3 separate regions of the Mus musculus genome follow, and regions 1 and 3 are each linked to region 2. The links are chromatin loops, found by intact Hi-C in ENCODE. Cell type or tissue: heart. All regions are shown on one strand.

Region 1 (5,000 bases), 57 kb after region 2:
TAACTTAATATATTCTGATTAACGTTTTTCCTTCTAGTTTCTCCCACCTCCCCCCCTACCCGGATCCTCCTTTTCTATCTCTCATTAGGAAACAAACAGGCTTCTAAGGTAATATAATATAACATAATATAATATAATATAATAATATCTAACACATCAGAATTAGACAAAAACAAAACAAAACAAAAAAACAAAACAAAACAAAAAAACAAATAGAGCCCAAGTGTAGTGGCAGGTTTTGTGTCAACTTGATAAAAGTTGAAGTTATCACAGAGAAAGGAGCTTCAGTTGAGAAAATGTCTCCATGAGATCCAGCTGTGGGGCATTTTCTTAATCAGTGATCAAAGGGAGAGGGCCCCTTGTGGGTGGTGCCATACATGGGCTGGTAGTCTTGGATTCCATAAAAGAGCAGGCTGAGCAATCCAGGTGAAGCAAGCCAGTAAGGAACATCTCTCCATGGCCTCTCATCATCTCCTGCCTCCTGACCTGCTTGAGTTCCAGTCCTGATTTCCTTTGGTGATGAATAGCAGTATGGAAGTATAAGCTGAATAAACCCTTTCCTCCCCAACTTGCTTCTTGGTCATGTCTGTGCAGGAATAGAACCCCTGACTAAGACACCAAGAGAAGGCATAAGAAACAGAGCTCGCTTATTTGCATACTCAGGAATACCATGAAAACAATAAACCAGAAGACATAAGACATACACAAAACATCTATAGAGTGAAAATGAAAGAAAAAATATATGCACTATCTACTGCGTGTAATATATATATATAGTATATATAATAAATAATAAAACTTAAAAGATAATATATTTTCTAAGAAAGGGAAAGCCCTAGCAGGAAATTGTGAAGTAAGGAACCTCCAAAGATGTTGAGTTCATTTTTCTGTCCATCTACTGCTGGGCATAGCCTGCCCTTAGGAGGGATTTGTTTCTCTGCTGAGAATCCCTTGGGGGAAACTAAATTTTTATTTGCAAGAGGTTTTCAAATAGCAATTGCTTCTGGTTAGGAATGGTGGTGTCTTAGTCAGGGTTTCTATTCCTGCACAAACATCAATGACCAAGAAGCAGTTAGGGAAAAAAGGGTTTATTCAGCTTACACTTCCCACATTGCTGTTCATCACCAAAGGGTGCACGACTGAAACTCAAGCAAGTCAGGAAGCAGAAGTTGATGCAGAGGCCATGGAGGGGTGTTCTGTACGGGCTTGCTTCCCTTGGCTGGCTCAGCCTGCTCTCTTATAGAACCAAGACTACCAGCCCAGAGATGGCATCACCCACAAGGAGACCTCCCCCCTTGATCACTAATGGAGAAATTTTCTTACAGCTGGATCTCGTGGAGGCATTTCCTAAACTGAAATTCATTTCTCTGTGATAACTCCAGCCTGTGTTAAGTTGGCATAAAACTAGACAGTACAATTGACCCCTTGTCAACTTGCCATACAAACATATCACTAGTAAGCCTCAACCCTTAGTTTCTTATTCATCCCCAAGATCTAAACAACTTTAAATGTCCCACAGTCTTTATATATTAAAAGTTCAATCCTTTTAAAATATCTAGTATCTTTTAAAATTCAAAGTACTTTAAAATTCAAAGTCTTTTAACTGTGGGTTTCACTAAAAACAAAACAAAACAAAACTTCCCTCTAAAGGGAAAAATATCAGGGCACAGTCACAATCAAAAGCAAAAATCAACCTCCAACCATCCAATATCTGGGATCCAACTCAGGATCTTCTAGACTCCTCCAAGGGCTGAGGTCACTTCTCCAGCCATGCGCTTTGTAGCACACATGTTGTCTTCTAGGATCCAGCCACCTGTACTCCACTGCTGCTGCTGTTCTTGGTAGTCATCTCTTGGTACTGGCATCTTCAAAATGCTGCTGTCTTTCACTGTAACTTGGCTGTAACAATAGCCTCTCATAGGCTCTCTTCATGGTGCTAAGCCTAAACTCCTTTGCATGATCCCTTCAGTCCTGGGCCATCAATTGCAACTGAGGCTGCACCTTCACCAATGGCCTTCCATGTTCTCTCACAGTGCCGAGCCTCAGTTGCTCTGCATGACCCCTTTATGCCTTCAAAACCAGTACCGCCTGGATGACTCTTACACATTACCAAGTCCCACTGCAGCACAAGGTACAACCTTGGCTATCTCTGGAATACAGCCTCTTTTTGCTCTCAGGAAACACTTCCCAGAAGATTTCACCTCAGTGATGCTGGTCTCTTAATCACCACTAATTTCTTAGCTCCAGCTAACCAGCATCAATAGTCCCAGCAATGCAAAGGTTTCACTTTAGTAGTTCTGGTATCTTGTTAGTCACAGCTGATTCTTCAGCCCCAGCTAACCAGAACCACAGAATCTTCACAGTCAAATTAGCAATGGCCCTGAAAAAAGTCATTAATCTTCCCTCTGAAATTTCACAAGCCAGGCCTCCATCTTCTGCACTGTTCTCAACATTATCTTCCAAGCTCCTACACAACATCTGACAGAGCTCTTAACACGGAACGGATCTTCTGGCCCAAAGTTTCAAAGTCCTTCCACAGTCCTCCCCAAAACATGGTCAGGTTGTCACAGGAATACTCCACTATGCTGATACCAATTTGTCTTAGTCAGGGTTTCTATTCTTGCACAAACATCATGACCAAGAAGCAAGTTGGGGAGGAAAGGGTTTATTCAGCTTATACTTTCCACATTGCTGTTAATCATCAAAGGATGTTAGGACTGGAACTCAAGCAGGTCAGGAAGCAGGAGCTGATGCAGAGGCCATGGAGGGATGTTGCTTAGTGGCTTGCTTCCCCTGTCTTGCTCAGCCTGCTCTCTTATAGAACTCAATACTACCAGCCCAGAGATGGTTCCACCCACAAGGGGACCTCCCCACTTGATCACTAATTGAGAAAATGCCTGACAGCTGGATCTTGTGCAGGCACTTCCCCAACTGAAGCCCCTTTCTCTGTGATAATTCCAGCTTATGTCAAGTTGACACAAAACTAGCCAGTACAGGTGCTATGTGTCTACTTCTTTCAGCTCAAGGTCCCACAGATCTGATGCAGATCTGTGCAGGCTCTACACATGGTGCCTCAATCTCTGTGAGATTATATGTGTGTGACAATCATGATGATTTAGAGAGCCTTGTTTTCTTGTCATCCTCATCCTTCCTCCCCTTGGGCTTCTACACTATTCCTGCATTCTGAAAGGAGGGATTTGATGAAGCCATCCAGCTTAAGATGCTGTTGACTTCCAAGGTCTCTCACTGCACATTGCCTGGCTGTGGCTCTCTGTGTTTGTTCCCATCTGCTGAGAAGGAAGCTGTTCTGAAGATGGCTGACCAAGACTGATCTGTTTCTCTGACTAGAGAGAGTAGAAGTGCTTATTTTCAAAGAAAAAAATTATTGTATACTCTCTTGATACAAGTTAAAAAATGATGAGTCTTTAACTAAAACTTCAGCAGGAAAATATTCTTAAAGGGAAATTTAATTGGCAATATCGGGACTAGGGAAACCAGAGGGTTTTCTTCTGTTTCCAGCGCCGCTATCTGTGGACCATCAATGTAAGCACTAAGTCTCCAGGTCCACAGCAGAGTGCTAGGAAAATATTTCCCATCAATGAAGTGAATATGAGGCAGTTTCTCACTTATACCTAATCCTGGAAGGTTGATAAAAATGAAAGCGCTACAAGCATCTAAGACAGGCAGAGCTCAGGATCAATCAATATGCTTCCCTAAAGAAGAGCACACCAATTAGTTGTTCAGTACCAAATGATCAGCCATGAAAACAGGCATGCAAGTAACATTGAGCAGGCTATACTTAGAAACACACATACACAAATACACACACATATACGAACACCCAACACCCACATACCACCAACAATTAATGAGGCCATGCATTTGAAAGAGAGTAAGGAGGACTGTGTGGGAAAGTTTGTAGGGAGCAAAGACAAGGGAGAAATGACCTCGTTATAATCTCAAAAATAAAAGAGATTATTTAAAAAGTGAAAGAAACAGCAAACTAAAATCACTGTCATTGATAGAATACTTTTTCATAACAGCCTAGTTTCTTCTTGATGCCTTTTTTGCTTATTATTTTTTAATTTAATTTTTGCTACAATATATTTTGAGTATGTCTTCCCTTCCCTCAACTCCCAGTGCTTCCTCATCTTCCTATCTACAAACCTTTAAGTTCTAGATTTTAACATGGTTTATCTATTTTTCAGTTCTGACTCTATTAAGTTCATTTTACTGTATATTTTTAGCCTTTTTTGACTGACGCCTACTAGTATGGAAGACCCACTCCATTTGCCATTTAGATCTGCTCCCTTCTAAAAGAACTACAGAGCAATTGTGCTGAAATTTGATTCCCTCCGTATCTCCTGTTCATCTTCTAAACTTTCATTTCCTTAGAGAAGACTTATTTCCGGAAAACAACCCATTTTATTTGGACACAGCATGACCAGGATGGTTTCTTTAATCTTGGATTTAAACACTTTGCAGCAGCACCTTTTACAGTAGTTACTTCCCTTGGAGAAGGAGTTAAGAGGAAACAATGGAGGACCTAGTGCCTGTGTTGAAATACTGAACTCAAGCACTGATGAATTCCTTAGAGACTGCTACTCCTCAGATGCCTTTTCTCCTGCATCCTCAGGTCTTATCCATCTTCCCTTCTTGCCATGGGGGTACTTTGTTCTTGTTGCTTTTACTGTTTTGTCTCTGAGGTTTCCTTCCCTTACCTGCTAGCTCTCATGTCTGGAATCTGATGATTGTCCTTAGCACCAAATCAGGTCATGGTTTTACTAAATTAGAACCATGGGATTTCAGGGGCAATTCCTTGTTGCTTGAAGTCAGTGTGTTTGCAATGTTGTCTCAGTGACAGGTGACAACTTACGACACAAACACTGCTCCCACCCAACGCAGTATTCATCATGTTGCTCTGAGAGACTCTGGTTCCTCCTCTCCTTTCCTAAGAAAATATTTCAGGGAAATCTATTTTCCAGAGATCTACAGTGTCC
Region 2 (5,000 bases):
ATAAAGATTTTCAACTTAAAGTACCAGCAAATATCTTCAACAAAATTATAGAAGAAAACTTCCCAAACCTAAAGAAAGAGATGCCCATGAACATACAAGAAGCCTACAGAACTCCAAATAGACTGGACCAGAAAAGAAATTCCTCCAGACACATAATAATCAGAACAACAAATGCACTAAATAAAGATAAAATATTAAAAGCAGTAAGGGAAAAAGGTCAAGTAACATATAAAGGCAGGCCTATTAGAATTACTCCAGATAAAATAGAAACAGAAGGTACTCTACCCAATTCATTCTATGAAGCCACAATTATTATGATACCTAAAACACATAAAAACCCAACAAAGATAGAGTACTTCAGACCAATTTCCCTTATGAATATTGATGCAAAAATCCTCAATAAAGTTCTTGCTAACTGAATCCAAGAACACATCAAAACAATCATCCATCCTGACCAAGTAGGTTTCATCCCAGGGATGCAGGGATGGTTCAATATATGGAAATTCATCAACGTAATCCAGTATATAAACAAACTCAAAGACAAAAACCACATGATCATCTCGTTAGATGTTTAGAAAGCATTTGATAAAATCCAACACCCATTCAGGAGGGGTATTTCTGGAACTTCCAGTAGTACTATGTCCAAATTTCTGAAGAACCACCAAACTGATTTCCAGAGTGGTTGTACAAGCTTGTGATCCCACCAACAATTGAGGAGTGTCCCTCTTTCTCCACATCCTTGCCAGCATCTGCTGTCAACTAAATTTTTGATCTTAGCCATTCTGACTGGTTGAGGTGGAATCTCAAGGTTGTTTTGATTTGCATTTCCCTGATGATTAAGGATGTTGAATATTTTTTCAAGTGCTTCTCAGCCATTCGGTATTCCTCAGGTGAGAATTGTTTAGCTTTGTACCCCATTTTTTAATAGCTTATTTTGATTTTCTGGAGTCAAGCTTCTTGAGTTCTTTTTATATATTGGATATCAGTCCCCTATCAGATTTAGGATTGGTAAAGATCCTTCCCCAACCTGTTGTTGGCCTTTTTGTCCTATTGACAGTGTCTTTTGCCTTACAGAAGGTTTGCAATTTTATAAGGTCCCATTTGTCAATTCTCGATCTTACAGCATAAGCCATTTCTGTTCTGTTTAGGAATTTTTCCCCTGTGCCCATATCTTCAAGGCTTTTCCCCACTTTCTCCTCTATAAGTTTCAGAGTCTCTGGTTTTATGTGGAGTTCCTTGATCCACTTAGACTTGAGCTTTGTATAAGGAGATAAGAATGGATCAATTCACATTATTCTACATGACAACTGCCAGTTGTGTCAGCACCATTTGTTGAAGATGCTGTCTTTTCTCCACTGGATGGTTTTGCTCCCTTGTCAAAAGTCAAGTGACCATAGGTGTGAGTTCATTTCTGGGTCTTCAATTCTATTCCATTGATCTACTTGTCTGTCATTGTACCAGTACCATGCAGTTTTTATTACAATTGCTCTGTAGTAGTACAGCTTGAGGTCAGGCATGGTGATTCCATCAGGGTTTCTCTTATTGTTGAGAATAGTTTTTGCTATCCTACATTATTTTGTTATTCCAGATGAATTTGCAAATTGCCTTTTCTGACTCAGTGGAGAATTGAGTTGGAATTTTGATGGGGATTGCATTGGATCATTTGATTGCTTTTGGCAAGATAGCCATTTTTGCTATATTATTTCTGCCAATCCATGAGTATGGGAGACCTTTCCATCTTCTGAGACATTCCTCGAATTCTTTCTTCAGAGACTTGAAGTTCTTATCATGCAGATTTTATACTTCCTTAGTTAGAGTCACACCCAGGTATTTTATATTATTTGTGACTATTGTCAAGGGCATTCCTTCACTCATGTATTAAAAACAATGAATTTATGAAATTCTTAGGTGTCGTGGCGGGCCAGCGAGGTTAGAGACTGTACTGTCTTCACTGCCTCCCACCCAAATAAAAAAGCCAATTGGCCTTGTACTACGGAGCCGGTCATACCCCTTCTCTTTGTTTCCTGCCTGTCATCCAAAAATGCAGAGAAATATCAACTCAGTGTTATTCTTAATAAAGTGTATTTCAAATTTGTTCAGTCAAACTTAGCTAGGGTTCCAATGCCCTACTTAAAATTCAACTAGGAAGTTACCTTCAGTACTAATTAACATTATAAAGTCAGAGCCTGCCGCTCCAGGCTTTTCAGTTAGTTGTTTACTAAGATAGAAAGGACAGTCTCAGCCAGATACAGTTTACCATAAGAAAAGTTAGGGATTCCCACAGAGACAGGTTTTTTCCTTAGCCCTAGAATTCAGGCAGAACTATTGAGCATAGATAAGTTTTTTGCCTCAGGCCAGCCCTTCTCCTTTTTTTTTTTTTTTTTTTTAACAAATCGGAGGAGATGTAGCCTCCCCTCCCCCAGCCTGAAACCTGCTTGCTCAGGGGTGGAGCTTCCTGCTCATTCGTTCTGCCACACCCACTGCTGGAACCTGCCGCTTTGCTGTTCGGAGCCACACACATATTCACCCTGCTACTGGACCCTGAGACCAGTTGGCAGGAATGGGGTCCCCTCCCCCTTCCTTCATAACTGAGTGTTGCAACAGTAAAAATTGAGCTTTGAACAGGATGAACTTGTCTTGGCTCCGTTTCTTCTTTCGCCCCGTCTAGTTCCTCTCTTGCAGCTCAGGTGGCCTTCTCAGCCGAACCATTCATGTTGCGAGCTGCTGGCCAGCCACAACACTTAGGCAAATGAATGTATTTCGAAGATATCATCCTGAGTGAGGTAACCCAATCCCAAAAGAACACACATGATATGCACTCACTGATAAGTGGATATTAGCCCAGAAATTTAGAATACCCAAGATACAATTTGCAAAACACATGAAACTCAAGAAGAAGGAAGACCAAAGTGTGGACACTTGGTTCCTTCTTAGAATAGGGAACAAAATACCCATGGAAGGAGTTACAGAGACAATGTTTGGAGCAGAGCCTGAAGGAATGACTATCCAGAGACTGCCTCACTTTGGGATCCACCCCATAAACAACCACCAAACCCAGACACTAGGCAGATGCCAATAAGAGCCTGCTGACAGGAGCCTGATATAGCTGTTGCCTGCAAGGCTCTGCCACTACCTGCCAAATAGAGAAGTGGATGCTCACAGTCATCCATTGGACAGAGCACAAGATCCCTAATGAAGGAGCCAGAGAAATACCCAGGGAGCTGAAGGGGACTGAAGCCCCATAGAAGGAATATCAATATGAACTAACCAGTACCCTCAGAGCTCCTTGGAACTATACCACCAATCAAAGAAAACACATGGTGGAACTTGTGGCTCTAGCTATATTTGTAGCAGAGGATGGCCTAGTCGGTCATCAATGGGAGGAATGCTCCTTGGTCCTGTGAAGGCTCTATATCCCAGTATAGGGGAATGCCAGGACCAAGAATGGGAGTGTGTGGGTTGGGGAGCAGGGGAAGGTGGGTAGGGGATAGGGGATTTTCAGATCTAAATCTAGGAAAAGGAATAACATTTGAAATGTAAATAAAGAAAATAGCTAATAAAAAAAGAGAAAATAACATCATATATAAAGGACACTTAGTCAATATAGTGTGGGGGAGGTTAGAATATACTGGGGATGTAAGAAATAAGTCTTGTAAGCAACTGCACCATGGTCAGCCTTAATAGTTACACTGAACATTCTTCTGTTGATTATAATTAGTTTTAAAAACACCCACACCAGGCAAGAACACAGTGCCCCTATCACAAAACTGATACAAGGTGGCTCTCTCTTAGCTAATATGAAGTCTTTCTTCTTAGTCTAAAGGAATAAGTGTTCAGTTCTAATCTGCTTACTTTACCTTCTAGATAAAACCTTTTCTATTCTTCTTTTATGCATTACATCCTAACTAGTTTGTCCTCCCTCCACTCCTCCTCTACCCTAATCTTCCCTCTCCTCCAGATCCACTCCTCCTCTGTTTAGCTTCAAAAATGAGCAAGGCTTCCCATCGATATCATCTGAATATGCCATAACAAGTTACAAGAAGACTAAGCACTTACCTTCATACCAAAGATAACCTATAGGCAGAAAGGAGTCCCCAAAGCAGGCAAAAGAGTCATGGACACCAGTTCTCCCACTGTTAGAAGTCACACAAGAACACCAAGCTACAAAACCATAATATATATTCAGAGGGCCTATCTCAGACCCAATGCAGTTTCCTAGTTACTGTTGCAGTCTCTGTGGGACCAAACTTTTATGATATTAAAAATAGTAGTTCCTCTACTCTTAATATTACCTAGTTGTGAACTTAACTATTAGTCTTTGACCTAACCACCTAGCACCAGCTTAAATCCTGTAGCATGGGTCTCTTTACACTGTAGATATGAGGCACCACATACTCTCCCATAGAACATTGTCTCCCTCACTGCAGTGAACCAATATACCGAACTTTCTTTGACTATCATATTCTAGGTGGTTTTTGAATGGAAAGTATCCAAATAATCCTTCAAATTATAGAATTTAAGGCTGAAAATATTGTAAATGGTGTCTTCAAGGCCATGTAACACAGACAAAAGGGAGAGAGGATGCAGCTGAAAGTAGAAAACATAATTAAAATAAGGAACAATCAGAGCACCTAGATTCCTATCAAATGTTACTATATCACATCTAACATTCTTCCATAAATGCAGAACTAAAGCACATTTTACTACTTAGTAAGTTTTAATTTATTTATTAGTAGTTGATTTCTTGGCTAATAATAAAAACACTGCCTTTTCTAGAATTCTTCAAAACACAGTGTAACCTTCAGCTTATAGTACTTAGGTTTTAACTCATAGCTGACAATTCTTCATGCCTTCCACAAACAAGCTCCAAAGACTTCAGAACAATATGCTATTCTGCCAGGATTTTTTCTTTGTAGTAAACTGAGTCTTCTAGTACCAATTATCTGTGTTAACTGTTCTTGTATCATTGTAACTAAAGTCTGACAGAAAGGAGTTAAGAG
Region 3 (5,000 bases), 65 kb after region 2:
CTACCTGTCACACCCTGTCTCAAATCCTGAACTCTCCTAGCCCAGGGGCTGGGCTGCCCTTTCCCCAGATGCTCTTCCTATGTAATCCAGATATTCTGGTCTCCTAGCACTCTCTTTTCCATGCAGGTGTTATTTCTGTCTTTTGCTTCCCCCTCTGCCCTTCACTCTGGGAGTTTCTTGGCCAGGGTCCCTGGGGCCAGTGAACCATCAGGAGAGCAGCTTGCCAATAAACCTGCTTATATATAAAATTTAATCTGGTTTGAACTGGGTCACTTCACCAGCAGAGAAATAACCTAACACAACCAAGTGAGGTCTTTTCCAAAGGTGTGTTGCCAATAAACCATTCTTGGTCATTTTACTCGTGCTTCCCCGTTTGGAGTTGCCTTTTATGGGAAAATTTCCACGTAGCTCCTGGTTTAATTTTAAGCTTTATCCAATTCTAGGCACGGGCTGTTTTATTTCCTTCATCTTGATTAAGCCTATGTTTGCCTAAGCTCATTGTAATCACTAACTTTAACAATAATGATACTTTTTTACTAGTTATAATTTTTGTTCATTATTGTGTAGCAGAGAGTTATAAATATTGATACTTATTATATGATCAAAAAACCAATTTAACAGATAAAAGCAATGCATTTTTCAGAATGTACTTAGCAGAGTGATAACTGGATAGATTAGCTTCTTCACATTTTATTTCTTTAAATCCTTATCTTTGTATGCACAGATTAGCAATGACATGAACAAATAAAATACAAATAAAATAAAATAATAACACATGATCTTTAATAGAACTCAGGAGAAAAATAATTCCTTTAAAGTTCCTTCCATAAAAATGTAATAATAAATTCTTTTTTATGGGAGAGGAAATAAAACAGAAAACGTTTTGTTAAACAGAATTTTATTTGAAAAATCAGCATATAGGACACAGAAAATACGTTTTAAAACTTATGTGAAATAAGTTTTTATTAATTTGCACATCTAATTATAATTTTTCAGAAACAGTTGTCTGTACAAGTATGTTAGGTCTGGAGTTAAAGTGAGTGTAATGTTGGATCTGACTTGTTTCCAAAATCCACTTCATGATGAGGGATGAGGACAGCTAGTTGAATGTGACTCTCAAGCACAAATACTGCGGGGAGGAGGGGCGCTCAGACCTCTTAGAATGGCTGCATGGAGACTCATTTTATGAAGCCCACTAAAAGACAAAAGCAATCTATGTCCATAAACACTAATCTGGTGTTCCTTGTAGAGGCCAGGGAGCTGAAGAAACAGAGGAGCTTTAAGATCAAAGAGGCCAGCTTGTTGATAGATGTGAGGACAGACAGAAACTTCTCAGACTCAGTCTTGAGATGAGTACAATTCACAGCTTTTATTCTATAGCATGTACACATCTATCAAATAACATATATATTTCCTCAACATTGGTTTCTCGTGCTAGAGAACTAACCCACAGCTTCACGAGTACTTAGTAAACACAAAACATCCACTGCTGCTGAATATGAAAGTCTCTGGGTTTCTGATATTGTATTTGCTTAAGACTAGTTTTTTTGATAATTCTTTAAAACTTACGTGTTTCTTATGTCTAGATTTAAAAGATCACCAGTGACTCATATGGAAAGCTGAACATTGGTGATTTGGGGCACCTAATCCAGATCTGGTGATGAAAGACATGTGCAGGGTTTTCATTCTGTTCCTTCAAGTCTTTATAGTATTTTAATGTTAAAGAAGGAGCCATGGGGCTGGAGAGATAGGTCATACCAACCAATCTGTCTCTCCTTATTTCTTGCGAAAGGTAGACCCATTGCTTAGAATAAGAATCAACTTGTTTAAAGCATTAGATACTGTACAAATGCAAGCTTTTACAGAGGATTTTGAGAGACACAAAGATAAGATTTGACATTAGTAAATATAGGGATATAGAAAAAAATATATAAAAACTTTGGAAACTAATAAGTTTGAAAAAAACACTAAATAGAAATATAAGTTAAAATTTTGTATGAAACCAATCATAATTCACAGAGGTCCGTATCCAGAATAATAGCCGTATTTTGGCAATCCAAATTAATAGTATTGTTGAGAAATTGACACTAGAATATTAAAGATGTGGAAAGTAATAGTTTTTATTTACAATATGTTTAAATTTCCTTTTAGCAGAAGGAAATTAAATATAAATGAATAGAACTTTGATCAAATTTCCTTAAAATCATTCAATACTTTTACCAGTTGAGATAAATGAAGTATAAAGATACGTGTAACCATGTCTAGTATCATACATTGTTAATACAAACCAATATAACTTTTATGTATTCTTTGAAGATTTCTATCCAGGAAAAGTACAATATAAAATTTGTACACAAAGGTGTCATTGTGCAAAACTGAGCATATTTTTATAAATATTTTGATTTATTTTGATTCTATCCTCTCAAATACGAATGGATTTTTTTTTTTCTGTATCCAATTTGGCTCCATTTCCAAGGTAAATTACTTAGACAGAGACAAAACTTGTAGCTGCTCGAGAAGAATTGCCTCTGAGGAGCTGCACGCCCTGCCACTGAAAATTCTCTGCTCCAGGTGCTTCCTGCAGATTTCTTATTAACCCAATTGTCTTGCTGTCTTGCAGAACATGAAAAGTGACCAACTGGTTTTGCAAGCTCTGCTCCCCCTAGGATTAATGCAAAGAGACACAACCAGAATCACTGCCTTTAGCATCCTGATATCAGGGAGTTATCTGTCACTGGTGTTTAAGCGTGACAATGATCCCTACTGTTGCATTATTTCATTTCCTAAATACAGTGAGAGGACTTGACAAGAATCTCTGTAAAAACTCCCCAAAAAGTCCAAAACAATTTTGTTCCCATTGCTATTTATTTCACCAAATAGTTTCTATCCATCGAATTTTTTTTTCTTAGATTAAAGATATGTCAGCATCCATACTATCTAGGGCTCCAAAAAATGAGAATCCCAACTAATTCAGGAGAACTTCTGCAGCTAGCCTAGCTGTTAATTTGTGCATCCATTCTCTCAATAGAAAAAGTCGAGTATTCTTAAGCAGGAAAACTAAATAAATTCTTTTCTTTGAAAAAAAAAAGGGGGTAATATTATTAATCTACATTAAACTTTGCTTAATGTACTTGAAAAAAGAAACAAGTAGGTAAATTCATGTCAGTTCCTACAATTTTGTGCAGCTCACTCACTTTTACTTTTCATTATTATTAAGGAGTATGTCTGTTGGTTATGTATGTGCATGTGCATCCGGGTGCCCATGGAGGGTAGAGAGAGCCTTGGATCCCCAGAGTCATAGGCAGTTGTGAACCACTTGAGTGGATTCTAAGAATCAGTCTTGGGATCAGATTGCTTCAAGATGCTCCAGCCCACATGAAATATTTTCTAATCCTTTAGAACTAACTGCTTTGGAAATGCAACTTTGATCTCCATCTATGTGCATTGCATCAATTTACTAAGGGAAACTGTAGTTTTATTTTCAACTAAAGATACAATGTGCTCTGGGATGTGATTGACTGGGAAATAATAACACTTGAAATCCTAGCCCTTTCTGGGCTCCTTGCAGCTATGTTTCCTGCCAGGCTGGTCATCATCTATCTGTCCTTCCTCAGTGACCACTTTTCATAGAACCTGACCTGCTAATCACCCCCTGATGCATCACTTTTATTCCCATGCCTTGGTTCATGGCATTTCTCTCCACTTAGGATGCTGAAACTCAATTTTCTAGCTTCCTGTTGCTAGGAGAAAGCTAACTCTCCTCTGGCAACAATCATCAGCCCATAGAGGTGAGGCATCTATACTCCTCGTGTACTTGTAAAACCTGACTTGCATTTTACAATGTCAAAATGGATGCAGTTTTGAAGATTCCTATCATTTTCTCAATTTTATTTAAATATACATAGATAACAAAACCACACTTTTGTTCTCCTGTCTCATCATTTTTCTTTTTCTCTTGCCAAATTGTATATATGTATACACACATGTGTATGTACATATGTGTGTGTATATATGTACATATATATACTTATATATGTATATATATGTATATATATATATGTATATATATAATTTTCTACCATTATTCGTGTCAATTTGAGCATAGATCTTTCTGAATTCATCCTTGCAGTCTAACCTTAAAACTTTTGCTACTGAATTTCCATTTTTCATGTTCTTCTCAATTGATGTTATTTTGTGTTTTCTTCAGCTCTCAAATAGTTTAATTTTAAATTTCTGTTTCTTTTGTTTCTTCACAGTAGAAAAATGATTTAAAATTCTATGTCTTTAAGTATTGCCATAAATAATGAGCTATACTTCAAATCTTATTTCTAAGAACATGGTATAACATGGCAACAATTCAGGTACTTGCTATTCAGTCAGAAATAGATACCAACTTGTCTGTTTGGTTGATAATTTAGATTATAAAAAGCAACTGAAAAGATGAATTCATTGTATTCAGCTGCTTAAGGGCACTGGTTACAATAAAAAATAAGTAGGTACAAGTTATCCTGTATATAACTCATGGGTTTAACAGATTGAGATTTTTAGTAGCACAGGAACTACAACCAACATTTGACCAATGAGATTTCAGGAAATTTAAAAGCTGCTGCTTAAAAAAAAAAAAAAAACAAGTAAAGAGACAGCGTATAAAGACGGAGAAAAATATCTTCTAGCTATAAATCTAACAGTATCTGGAATACAAATATATATGTTAGATATAGATACAGAGATAGATGGGTTATAGATATAGATAAACACAAACATATACATAAATATCATACACATATACATATCAGACACAGTCCAAGCTTGTTCCAAACAGTTCAGAGGATGAGATAGCTGAATACCATCTGGTATTTATTAGTAATTGGTCTCTTGAGGCTGGATTCTGGAGTTAGACATTGGAAATCAGTCTAAAGATAAGACCACTGCACACCCCACAGATAAAATAGGCCAAGAGACTTGTAAATGACTCAGCAGTGATATGGAGAACATTTTAT

Evidence for each region. Peaks named below come from ENCODE experiments on the same cell type or tissue, not always from the same donor. Only the 100,000 strongest peaks of a DNase experiment are listed, where the experiment ranks them.
Region 1: it touches region 2 in a loop (1.9-fold over the local background); 2 of 42 quality-filtered maps call a loop at or near these places.
Region 3: it touches region 2 in a loop (2.7-fold over the local background); 2 of 42 quality-filtered maps call a loop at or near these places.

The regions. Positions count from the first base shown.
Region 1 is chr10:6,472,218-6,477,217 of GRCm38, forward strand. No RefSeq gene overlaps it. Among named protein-coding and RNA genes, the nearest start is that of Gm3213, 110 kb to the left of the region's middle. In heart, no CTCF peak of the experiment used is centred here; no DNase peak of the experiment used is centred here.
Region 2 is chr10:6,415,357-6,420,356 of GRCm38, forward strand. No RefSeq gene overlaps it. Among named protein-coding and RNA genes, the nearest start is that of Gm3213, 55 kb to the left of the region's middle. In heart, no CTCF peak of the experiment used is centred here; DNase peaks (open chromatin) are centred at 2,575 and 3,085.
Region 3 is chr10:6,480,388-6,485,387 of GRCm38, forward strand. No RefSeq gene overlaps it. Among named protein-coding and RNA genes, the nearest start is that of Gm3213, 120 kb to the left of the region's middle. In heart, no CTCF peak of the experiment used is centred here; no DNase peak of the experiment used is centred here.